2 separate regions of the Mus musculus genome follow, and region 2 is linked to region 1. Evidence: chromatin loops called from intact Hi-C (ENCODE). Cell type or tissue: left cerebral cortex. All regions are shown on one strand. Links, peaks and the distances in the headings refer to the core of each region. The heading gives the core; the rest is flanking DNA.

Evidence for each region. A loop is a pair of places that touch in the nucleus more often than their neighbours do. Peaks named below come from ENCODE experiments on the same cell type or tissue, not always from the same donor. Only the 100,000 strongest peaks of a DNase experiment are listed, where the experiment ranks them.
Region 2: a loop joins it to region 1, with 2.3 times the contacts of the local background. A loop is called at or near these places in 6 of 42 quality-filtered maps.

Annotation. Positions count from the first base shown.
Region 1 is chr6:85,913,761-85,919,147 of GRCm38, forward strand. It overlaps Nat8f1 (N-acetyltransferase 8 (GCN5-related) family member 1), which reads right to left and starts at 1,872. Exons shown (of 2, transcript NM_023160.3): 1 at 1,774-1,872. It overlaps Tprkb (Tp53rk binding protein), which reads left to right and starts at 1,959. Exons shown (of 6, transcript NM_176842.3): 1 at 1,959-2,030. In left cerebral cortex, for the core only: CTCF peaks have their summits at 2,165 (motif pointing left), 2,373 and 5,012 (motif pointing left); a DNase peak (open chromatin) is centred at 1,981; H3K4me3 peaks cover 2,040 bases; H3K27ac peaks cover 2,147 bases.
Region 2 is chr6:85,650,620-85,656,006 of GRCm38, forward strand. Alms1 (ALMS1, centrosome and basal body associated) reads left to right here. Exons shown (of 23, transcript NM_145223.2): 13 at 644-799. Among named protein-coding and RNA genes, the nearest start is that of Nat8f7, 55 kb to the right of the region's middle. In left cerebral cortex, for the core only: a CTCF peak has its summit at 2,810 (motif pointing right); no DNase peak of the experiment used is centred there.

The DNA of each region.
Region 1 (5,387 bases), core at 260-5,259:
GAGAGGCCCCTTGGTATTACAAACTTTATATGCCCCAATACAGGGGAACACCAGGGCCAAGAAGTGGGAGTGGGTGGGTAGGGGAGCAGGGCAGGGGGAGGGTATAGGGGACTTTCGGGATAGCATTTGAAATCTATATAAAGAAAATATCTAATAAATAAAAAATAATAAATAAATAAATAAGAGTTATATGGCTATTGCCTGCAGACATTCTGCAGAAATACAGCCTCTAATGGACATCCCCATTAGTGATTTAATGGAGATGCAAGGACGTCACCAACAGGATAAACAAAATGTAAAAAAAAAAAAATAGACAAGGTAGGCTCTAGGGTTTATTGGCATTAATTCCTTGACATGTGTCACTCATTCACGCCTTCAACACAGAATCAGATCGGTTGGGACAGATCCCATCACAGGGCTGAGAGATAAAATTAAACCACCACAACCAAACAATAGTATCTTCAGAGATGTGGAAAGGAGTCAGAATTAGAACCAAGTCACACTGCTTGTGTGAAATTCCAGCACTGGGGAAGCTGAAACAGAAAGGCTATAAGTGCAGGGCAGTCTAGCCCTGGTGAGTGAGACTGGACTCACTGTGGTGGACTTTCCAAAAGGAAAGCTGAGAAGTTACAGAGAAATGGTTTTATATGTGGCTACCTGACACTGTCTTCTAACTTTGGTTCAGACCTTTATTGTCTATATCTGTTTCAGAACAAAGCATATTTCAGAAATTCTCACTCCAAGACACAGCTGCTCCTGCTACATATGGTATGTTCTGATGTACATCTTTTTGTGCCAGAGAATTCTCTTACAAGAAAAGAAGTCATTCCGACAACCAACCAGGTGCACGGTGTCAGGATGTCATCTTTCATATGACACAGATCTCAGAGTTGCTACTGATAGTGAAGAATGATTGGGGACAGATAGGGACACTTTCATATTCTGGATTATGAAGACACACTTGTACTTCACACTGAGGAAAGGAAACGAAACGGACACCCTCTCATTTGTTTTGAATTAACCTCCCAGGTATCTCTGTAGGGGTGTAAGGTCGATTATCAGTAGAAATTAATTAGATTCTGAGTTCCAATGTGCCTGTGTCCAAACACCTGCAGACGAGGAGAAAGCCAAGAAAGTAAGAAGCAAACATCATATGAGAAGTGTCCTCATGTTGACCATCTGGCCAGAGAGGCAAAACAAAACGGAGCTCCAGGATTATTGGCTGTCTTTGCCTATGGCCCTATCTCCTCCTTATATATTCTGCTGGGTGAAGATGGCAGGGAATGCATGTCTGTAGGGTAATTAACCTACTATTTCAGACTGCAGGTTCTCTCTGGATAAACTAATTTTAAGATTCAAGCTCTTTATTCATTGGGTTCTCTTGACAGGTAGCAAGGACTAAAATCCGGACTCACTATCTTGGTGGCCACCCTTCCCCGTGAGCAGTACCCTGGTCTTGTATAATTCCCTGAGGCGGATGGCTTCTGGGGACTTGATCCCAGCGTCGCGTCCTCTGGTCTGCTCAAGAAATTTGCCTCTTTCCTCTGTCACAGCTGTGAAAGTCCACTTGTCTCTAGATCTCCAAGCACCGGAAGCGCTCCTTCAATGTAAGCCACAACCACGCCAGATCCCCGTTTCCACCCAAGAGCATACTCGGTAAACTGAGTCTGGAAAGCTCTGATAAATTGTGACTCCCATCCTGGTGAATATTTTTCTTTTTCACAGGAAAAGAGTGTTCAACACAGGCTAAGAACAGGGCTGACAACACCATACCTCAGCTTCTAGGCCCGACCAGTGGGGGCTTTTCCACCTCCGAAGCCGGGACAAATTAGAGTTAGTTCTCCTTGTCCTCCGCCAGCAGCTTCTAGCGGTACTAGGAGTCCGCTCCACTTCCATTTTAGAGCCAGGAGCACGCCCACCGGAAACTGGGCGCCTCGGCGCCCGCCCACCTATCAAACATTAAGCACTTCCGGAAGTAGAGAGCTAAGTTTCCTAGGGGACGATCTTCTGATGCGGGCGTAGGATGCAGGGTGAGTTCCGCCCTGTTGCTCTTTCCCTGCGGACAGTTTTGCGGGCGAAGTACGCGTGCCTTTGCCCGTGTTTGTCGCGAGCCCCGGTGGAGAGCGACATGGTCTCAGGAGCGCGGCTCGGGACGGAAGGCCGCTCGGCTGCGCGCGCCGGGGCGCCCCCTGCAGGCGATGCCCGAGGCTGAGGCTGGAGGAGCCGCGTGCGGACCGCACAGCCACAGCCAGGCCCAGCGCTGGGAGGGAGGCGCGGCGGAGAGCGGAGTCGCCTCCACCCCAGGCTTTACCCGGGCCAGCGAGCGGCCTTGGCAGGAGGGACCCAGGCAAGAAGCCCTGAGGGTAGTAGGGACGCCCTGTTGGAAAGCCTGACCAGCCTAAGCCGAGGGCAGGCCATGCCATCCGGGTTGGAGAGGAGTCAGGCAGGGTCCAGACTACATGCTGGTCCCAGTGACATAGTTAGTGCTTTAGCTTCAGCCTGACTTCCTCCTGAAGGACCCCGTGACCATTGGGATAGGCTAGAATTGCATTACTGGTGACAGGGCCCGGATGAGGACGCTGTTAAGGTGTTATTGATAAGAGGTGATGGCAGTGCTTGTGACAAGGATGAGTCAGGAGAGATGTGGATATAGAGTCAGAACGTGGACACTGGACGTGAGAAGCCTTAGACCACCTCCTGTTGCTAATACCACAGTACCTCATGGTGGGTGAGGTGTTTTGTTGTGTTTTCCTAGACAGGGTTTCTCTGTGTAGCCCTGGATGTCCTGAACTCATACTGTAGACCAGGCTGGCCTTAAACTCAGAGATCTGCCAGCGTCTGCCTCAAGCCAGGGAGCAGGTTAGGAGGCTAGGCAAACTTCATTTGTAATAGAATCGCTTTGGAGATAGAAGCCTTTATTTGATAATCATATAACTGGATTAACAAAATTTTGACCTGGGCAGCGGTGGCACACACCTTTAATCCCAGCACTTGGAAGGCAGAGCAAAACAAAACCCAAAAAACAAAATTTTGAGTTCAAAGGCCCCAATTGCCCCTGAGGTAAACTATTAACTTTATAGTGATATGAGCGGATTAATTATTTTTTATTTTTATCTCTTAGTACAAAGTCCTAGCCACCTTCTTAATTCCATACTTGGCCTCACCGTTTAATATCACACATCGGGAACTAAATGTCAACATGACTCTTTTTTTTTTTTTTTTTCAAAGAAAAAAATCACATGATCATTTTATTTGATGCTGAGAAAACATTTGACATAGTTCTTTTTTTTGTTTTTTTTTTATTAGATTTTTTTATATACATTTCAAATGCTATCCTGAAAGTTCCCTATACCCTCCCTCCGCCCTGCTCCCCTACCCACCCACTCCCGCTTCTTGGCCCTGGCATTCCCCTGTGATGGCTGACTAGGCCATCTTCTGCTACATATGCAGCTAGAGATATGAGCTCTGGCGGTACGGGTTAGTTCATATTGTTGTTCCACCTATAGGGTTGCAGACCCCTTCAGCTCCTTGAGTGCTTTCTCTAGCTTCTCCATTGGGAGCCCTGTGTTCCATCTTATAGATGACTGAGCATCCACTTCTGTATTTAACAGGCACTGGCATAGCCACATATGAGACATCTATAACAGGGTCCCTTCAGCAAAATCTTTCTGGCATATGCAATAGGGTCTGGGTTTGGTGGCTGATTATGGGATGGATCTCTGGGTGGGGTAGTCTCTGGATAGTCCATCTTTCCTCTTAGCTCCAAACTTTGTCTCTGTAACTCCTTTCATGGGTATTTTGTTCCCTATTCTAAGGAGGAATGAAATATCCACCCATTGGTCTTCCCTCTTCTTGATTTTCTTGTGTTTTGCAAATTGTATCTTGGGTGTTCTATGTTTCTGGGCTAATATCCACTTATCAGTGAGTACATATCATGTGAGTTCTTTTGTGATTGGGTTACCTCACTAAGGATGATATCCTCCAGATACATCCATTTGTCCAAAACTTTCATAAATCCATTGTTTTTAATAGCTGAGTAGTACTCCATTGTGTAAATGTACCACATTTTCTGTATCCATTTTTCTGTTGAGGGACATCTGGGTTCTTTCCAGCTTCTGGCTATTATAAATAAGGCTGCTATGAACATAGTGGAGCATGTGTTCTTATTACCAGTTGGAACTTCTGTGTATATGCCCAGGAGAGGTATTTTTGGATCTTCTGGTAGTATTATGTCCAACTTTCTGAGGAACCTCCAGACTGACTTCCAGAGTGGTTGTACAAGCTTGCAATCCCACCAACAATGGAGGAGTGTTCCTCTTTCTCCACATCCTCGCCAGCATCTGCTGTCTCCTGAATTTTTGATCTTAGCCATTCTGACTGGTGTGAGGTGGAATCTCAGGGTTGTTTTGATTTGCATTTCCCTGATGATTATGGATGTTGAACATTTTTTCAGGTGCTTCTCAGCCATTCGGTATTCCTCAGGTGAGAATTCTTTGTTTAGCTCTGAACCCCATTTTTAATGGGGTTATTTGAATTTCTGGAGTCTAGCTTCTTGAGCTCTTTGTATATATTGGATATTAGTCCCCTATCTGGTTTAGGATTGGTAAAAATCCTTTCCCAATCTGTTGGTGGCCTTTTTGTCTTATTGACAGTGTCTTTTCCCTTGCAGAAGCTTTGCAATTTTATGAGGTCCCATTTGTCAATTCTTGATCTTACAGCACAAGCCATTGCTTTCTGTTTAGGAATTTTTCCCCTGTGCGTCAACATGATTCTTAACAGGTGTCAAAACAGATCAATACAAGTGATGATTCCAAAGTTTCTGGTCTAAGCGACTCTTTCACTAAACCAGAGCAAACTGTACTGAGGCTTTCTAAAAAGCCCCTTTCCCTTACTATTAAAAATCAGACCAGAGTTTTGATTCCAAGCACCCACATTGCATTTCACGGAAGTCTATAACTCCAGTTCCATGGAATCCAACACCCTCTTCTGGCTGCTGCAGGTATCAGGCAAGAATGTAGTACATCCTTAAATTTTGTTTGATGTCTGTAGAAGTTCAGAACATGCACAGTGGAATATTTTAAGAGTGAAATAAAAGTCACTAATCATCTTGGTACTCAAGATTTCTGCAGTTTGTTTTCTCCTTTTTCTATGCATGTTTTTACATGCCTACCATGCCTATCATGTTCTTTGTCAAATAGATGCTAACATGAATAGGACCGTGTCAGGACATTAGTTATCAAACTCTTCTTTTTCTGTAACAGAAACCCTCAGACATCATTCTAGAAAATCAGAGGTAACTTTCTGTTTAAGTTTTGTGGGTTTTAAAAAAAATGTTAATATTTATTATTATTATATATATGGATGTTTGTTTTATATGTATAGAGGTG
Region 2 (5,387 bases), core at 156-5,155, 260 kb before region 1:
TGGGGCCTCATACAGGCCATATATAAACATGTATGCTCTTTTCTCTGAGTTACATGACTAGCTCTCATTCAGTGTTTTATAATGTTGGACAAATTTTCCTAAGTCAAAGCTTATTAATTACTTTATGATTAAAAAATACTCTTCACTGATGTTATATTCCATATACAGTAAAATTTATGGTATTAGATTAGGATTTCATATGTTGCTGTTATGATTAAGTATTCTTATTAATGTATCCTGTTGTCTAGCCTGACTACAGTGTGTGTTATTTCTATACATGCCTTGTGTGTGTTTGTATAGTGCCATCTGACATGCCTTTTTGCCTTCATGGTCATATCAGAAGACATCCCCCAATCCTTTTCCCTTTTAGTAGCTTTCCTGGATAGCAGTTATCCCCTTAACTATCACTGTTCCACTTTTTGTGTCATGTCTTACGTCATTTGCTTCCTTGCCTGGTAATTTTACCATTTATTCTACTGTCTCTGATTTTCAGTTTGATTTATACCTTCTAATTGGCCTGCAACATTTCTTGTCATGGTGTTCTTTCCATGGAAGTGATCTAAGGGAAGAAAAAGTCTTTCTTGACTAAAATAGTTCAAGCCTATTTTAGTGTTAATTGTAATGCTTTCTCATTTTTACGTAGGCTCAAATGATGCTATTGCCCCAGACTTTCCACCTCAAATGCTAGGCACAAGAGACGATGACCTCTCCAACACTGTAAACATTAAGCACAAAGAAGGGATTTATAGCAAGAGGGCTGCAACAAAGGGGAAAAACCCCTCTCAGAAAGGTGATGCAGGTAATGAGTGACCTTGCGTGTTTTCAAATTTGTTTCTTGAACCTTTGCATTTGAAGTGAGAATAGTGTTGTATTTATCCATATTCTGGTTTGTCAGAAAATGAGACCCTGAGTTTAATCCCTACAACGGAAAAAAAAAAAAAAAAAAGATGAAAAGAGAAATAAAAAAAAAACAAAACGTTAAAAACTGAAAGGAATAATTTACCTGACAAAGATCCTAAAGAATTAAACTTTAAGTGTATTTCAACATTCGTGTGTGTGTGTGTGTGTGTGTGTATACACACACACACACACACACACACACACACACAACAACACACACATACTGACAAGAGAAACTGATATGCGTGTCACATCTGATAGGTAAACCTCCTTACTGCTACATTAAGTAACACAGGAAAGTGAAATTTTAGAATATTTAAAATACTTCAGAGAGGTTGGAAAACTGCAAACTTCATTCTCAACATAAATAAAATGTATTTTAGCTGTTAAAAGGCAATACTAAGTCAAGCTTATTTTGAATACAAATTATCAGATAATCTTGATTACAATTCTTATGGATTTATCTCTGTCAGATGTTGCAAAGTGCAATTTTAGACAGAATGTGACAAGAAGTTAAGAGTCCACATGATGTTTGAAATTTTATTATATTTTATTTTTTGGTACCAACTTGTGAAAATTCAGTTTTGGGCTTGTTGGGAAAAATATCTGAATGTCTGGCTACTTTTGGTGCCCCTTCCTCTATGACAGTAGTCACCTTCAGTGGGGCCCTGGCTGTTTCCTACATACAGGATCTCCATTCTCATGTTTGCTTCACTCCCCATCCATCTCAGATCCCACCTGCTTCATTCAGACACCCAATCTCTCTGCTCAAAGTGCTGAGTTTTCAGCATTTTTCCTCTAGATTGAGGACAGTCATTTTCTAAAAGTGCAATATATTTAAAATTGCAGGAAAACCCATATTTCTAGGAATGCACTGTTAAAAAAACAAACAAACAAACAAACAAACAAACAAACAAACCAAAAAACCAGACCAAAACATAGAGGCATAGGTTAATAGGTAAATAGATGAACAGACAGCTAGATCTTCTATAAGGAAATGGAGAGTGTGTCTTCTTAATCTTAGAAAAGGAAAAATTTTATTAAACTGGATTTTTCTCCTAAAACAAAACAAAAAGTAAAACCAGCAGCCATATAGAGATCTATTGTTAAATAAGGTATGTTAGAGTTAAAAATTCCATAAAATCTAAACAGTAAATAAAAGCAAATCACAGAGTGGAAGTGAAAATTATGCATTCTATACAAGATATGCATGTAAAAAAGAAACCATGTGAAGAAGATACTCAACTCAATAGAAATTGGGCAAAAAGAACTGGATAATTATTTTATAAAAAAGATTATGTAATACCAAATCATTGTATATAAATTTTCACTTTGTTGACAATCTGGGAATACAAATTAAGATAGCAGTAGTTTTCTATACTCATTAGAATGTCTGAAGTGAAAAGTGCTATAATGTTACAAGTGCAGACTAAGATGTCATTCACTGCTAGTGAGAGTATAAATTAGTATCCTGACTGTGTTGCTGAGTTTTGAATCTAGCGCTTCAATTAAACTTAGACATCCACTTTATCACTGAGCTATACCTTTAACCCCATACAAATTCTTCAAGCCCTATTTGTAATAGTTCCAATCTAGAAACCACCCGAATGGCCAATATTTGTTTAGTAGAATAGATAACTTGTAGTACTGTTGAAATCTTACTGGCACAGAGAAAAGGGTAAATATATGTAACTACACGTAATAAACTTTACAAATACAGTGTGAGTGAAGGAAGGAAATCTCATATGTTGTATTATCCATTTATACAAAGTTCAGACATCTACGATGAATTTGTTCTATTTAAAATTGGCTATTATATACTCTGGTTTCCTCTTCAGGTTGTATAAATCCTTTTTTTAAGATTTATTTATTTATTATATATACAGTGTTCTCCCTGCAATTATGCCTGCATGCCAAAAGAGGGCACCAGATCTCAGATCTTATGAGTCACCATATGGTTGCTGAGAATTGAACTCAGGACCTCTGGAAGAGAAGACAGTGCTCTTAACCTCTGAGTCATCTCTCAGTGCCCAGATTGTATCAATCTTAAAATTTTTATAAGTGTCGAAAAAATTAGGAAGAATAAGGACTCTGTAGGCTTCTATTTTATTTCTTTTCTTGTTTTTTTGAGACAGGGTTTCTCTGTATAGCCCTGGCTGTCCTGGAACTCACTCTGTAGACCAGTTTGGCCTCGAACTCAGAAATCCGCCTGCCTCTGCCTCCCAAGTGCTGGGATTAAAGGCCTGTGCCACCACTGCACAGTTCATATTTTATTTGTTGACCTGGGGAAGGCTATGCACATATTGTCTGATAATTAGTGATAATTCCTGCATTTCTATGCAAATATTTTCTAGGACAGTAAAATCTTTTTTAAAAGATATGCAAATAATAAGGTTCTTAGAAATGAGCCTAAAGTACATACAAGGCTACCATAGAGAAAATTCTTAAATTACACTGAAATTTATTAGTCCTGCATAATTAGAGAATTATATAATAGTAATAATTAACTTGTCATTTGTCATTAATCTCTGAATTCATAAGAGAACCTGCTCTATTTGTCATCAAAACTATGTAGCTTGTTAAATATTATTTGTAAAGGATTAAACAGAAGTGTAGGAGGCAGCCATGTTGGTAAGACTTTAAGGATGAAGTGTCTGACATTTCTAGGAGATAGAATCTCACAGCAAACATCCTTATCCTCTGACTCTTACAGTCCTTCTATCCTCTTCTGCAGTGATCCCTGAGCCTCAGGTGCAGGAATTGAATTATAGATGGATCAGTTGGGACTGTGCTACACAACTCTGCATTCTGATCAGTTGTGGTTTTCTGTAATGGTCCCTGTTGTAAAGAGTTTTCTTTATGCGAAATGAAAACTATACTTACCTATGGGCATAGTAAAGAGAATGAAAATAGACATTAGCATGGAAGGAAAGCTTATAAGGCCTCAACCTTAGACAAAGAACTACAGGCAACCAAGGAGTGTTGAAAGCTGGAGAAACAGTCTTCCCCAGGGAAGAGCACAGCAACTGGTTATCAACACTAAGTGCTCAGCCCTGAAAACATACACATACAAGTAACAGAAGAATGAGTAGGTTATATTTATACATTTAGGAATAGACATACACACACACACACACACACACACACACACACACACACACCCCTACCCACCCACCAAGGAGGGTTTGGTGAGAGGGAAAGGAAAGGGGAAAATGTTGTAATTATATTATAATCTCAAAAGATAAAATTCTTTCTAAAACTGAAAAAGTATAGCAGAGTGTGACCCAGAAACAAGTTTATGAATATGGAAACTGAAGTGAGATGGTGTGCCAGCCTGTGAAGCTTGAGGATGGACAGCAGGAGTCCTTAGAAAATTGATAACGTATGTAAGAAAAATCAGGTCAATCCTGTCTGCACACTGACAGAAATGTATGACAGCCACATGCAATAAAAAGAGAAAAATTTTAGAGTTTATATACCCTTATGACTCTGGGGTAATTGAGAATTTCATCCTTTCATTGAGACAAGGTTTCATATATCCTTGGCTGATTTTGAACTTGCAGTACAGCTAAAGCATAACTCCCCACCTTGTGATACCCTTGCCTCCAACTCCACTCCTTTCAGCAGGCATCACAGGCATGTGCCACCATTCCCAAGAATTCCCTTTTACGTGGTACTAGGCAAGCACTCAACCAACTGAGCTACATCTTCAGTCCCCCGTTCAGAATTTCTTAAGCAAGTCACATGAAATATAGATCCAAGGGGATAAAGTTATTAACATGAAAATCTTGGCATATAAAAGATATAAAATATTAAAAGACAAGACAGAGATTTAAAAAAAGATATTTTCAGCTTGTAAAAATCAATGTGAAATGTTACAGGAATGCTCACACTGCTGCTTTTCAGTATAAACAAATACACAGAAAAAGTCATATGTTGATCAGTTGATGAATTGATGGATGAAGACAAGAATATTGCATATATTAAGCTCACATATTAATATGTCCAAATCTCTATCAAATATTGTGAGAAGGCATATTCTTAAAGGTATATCCAGTGTTGCATATTTTATATAATAGATATTTAAGTTAAGATTATAAATTATTAGTATAGATTATTAGTAGTAGCATTTTTAAATATTAATGCAATGTGCTAAAGAAATTAAGAGAAAGTCCAGTACAAAGGCTGCTATTATATATTGTTTCATTTTTAAGCCAAGTTGTTAATACCTTGTTAAGGTCCTAATATGAAAAATGTTAGAAAGCTAGGAGAAAAAATTTAGGATTGAATTAATAGCATTAAGGACAAAAAAGAAACTGATGAGTAAATAAAGCCAAGGTTTATTCTTTGATGTATGTTTTATTGTCTGTTAACGTTCTGATTTCTTTGAGAAACACAGTGACCAGGGAGGGGAAAAATAACATAAAATATTAGGTTTAAAAGTTATAAGTACACGAGACTAAGAGAAGGCAGTATGTAAAATCTAG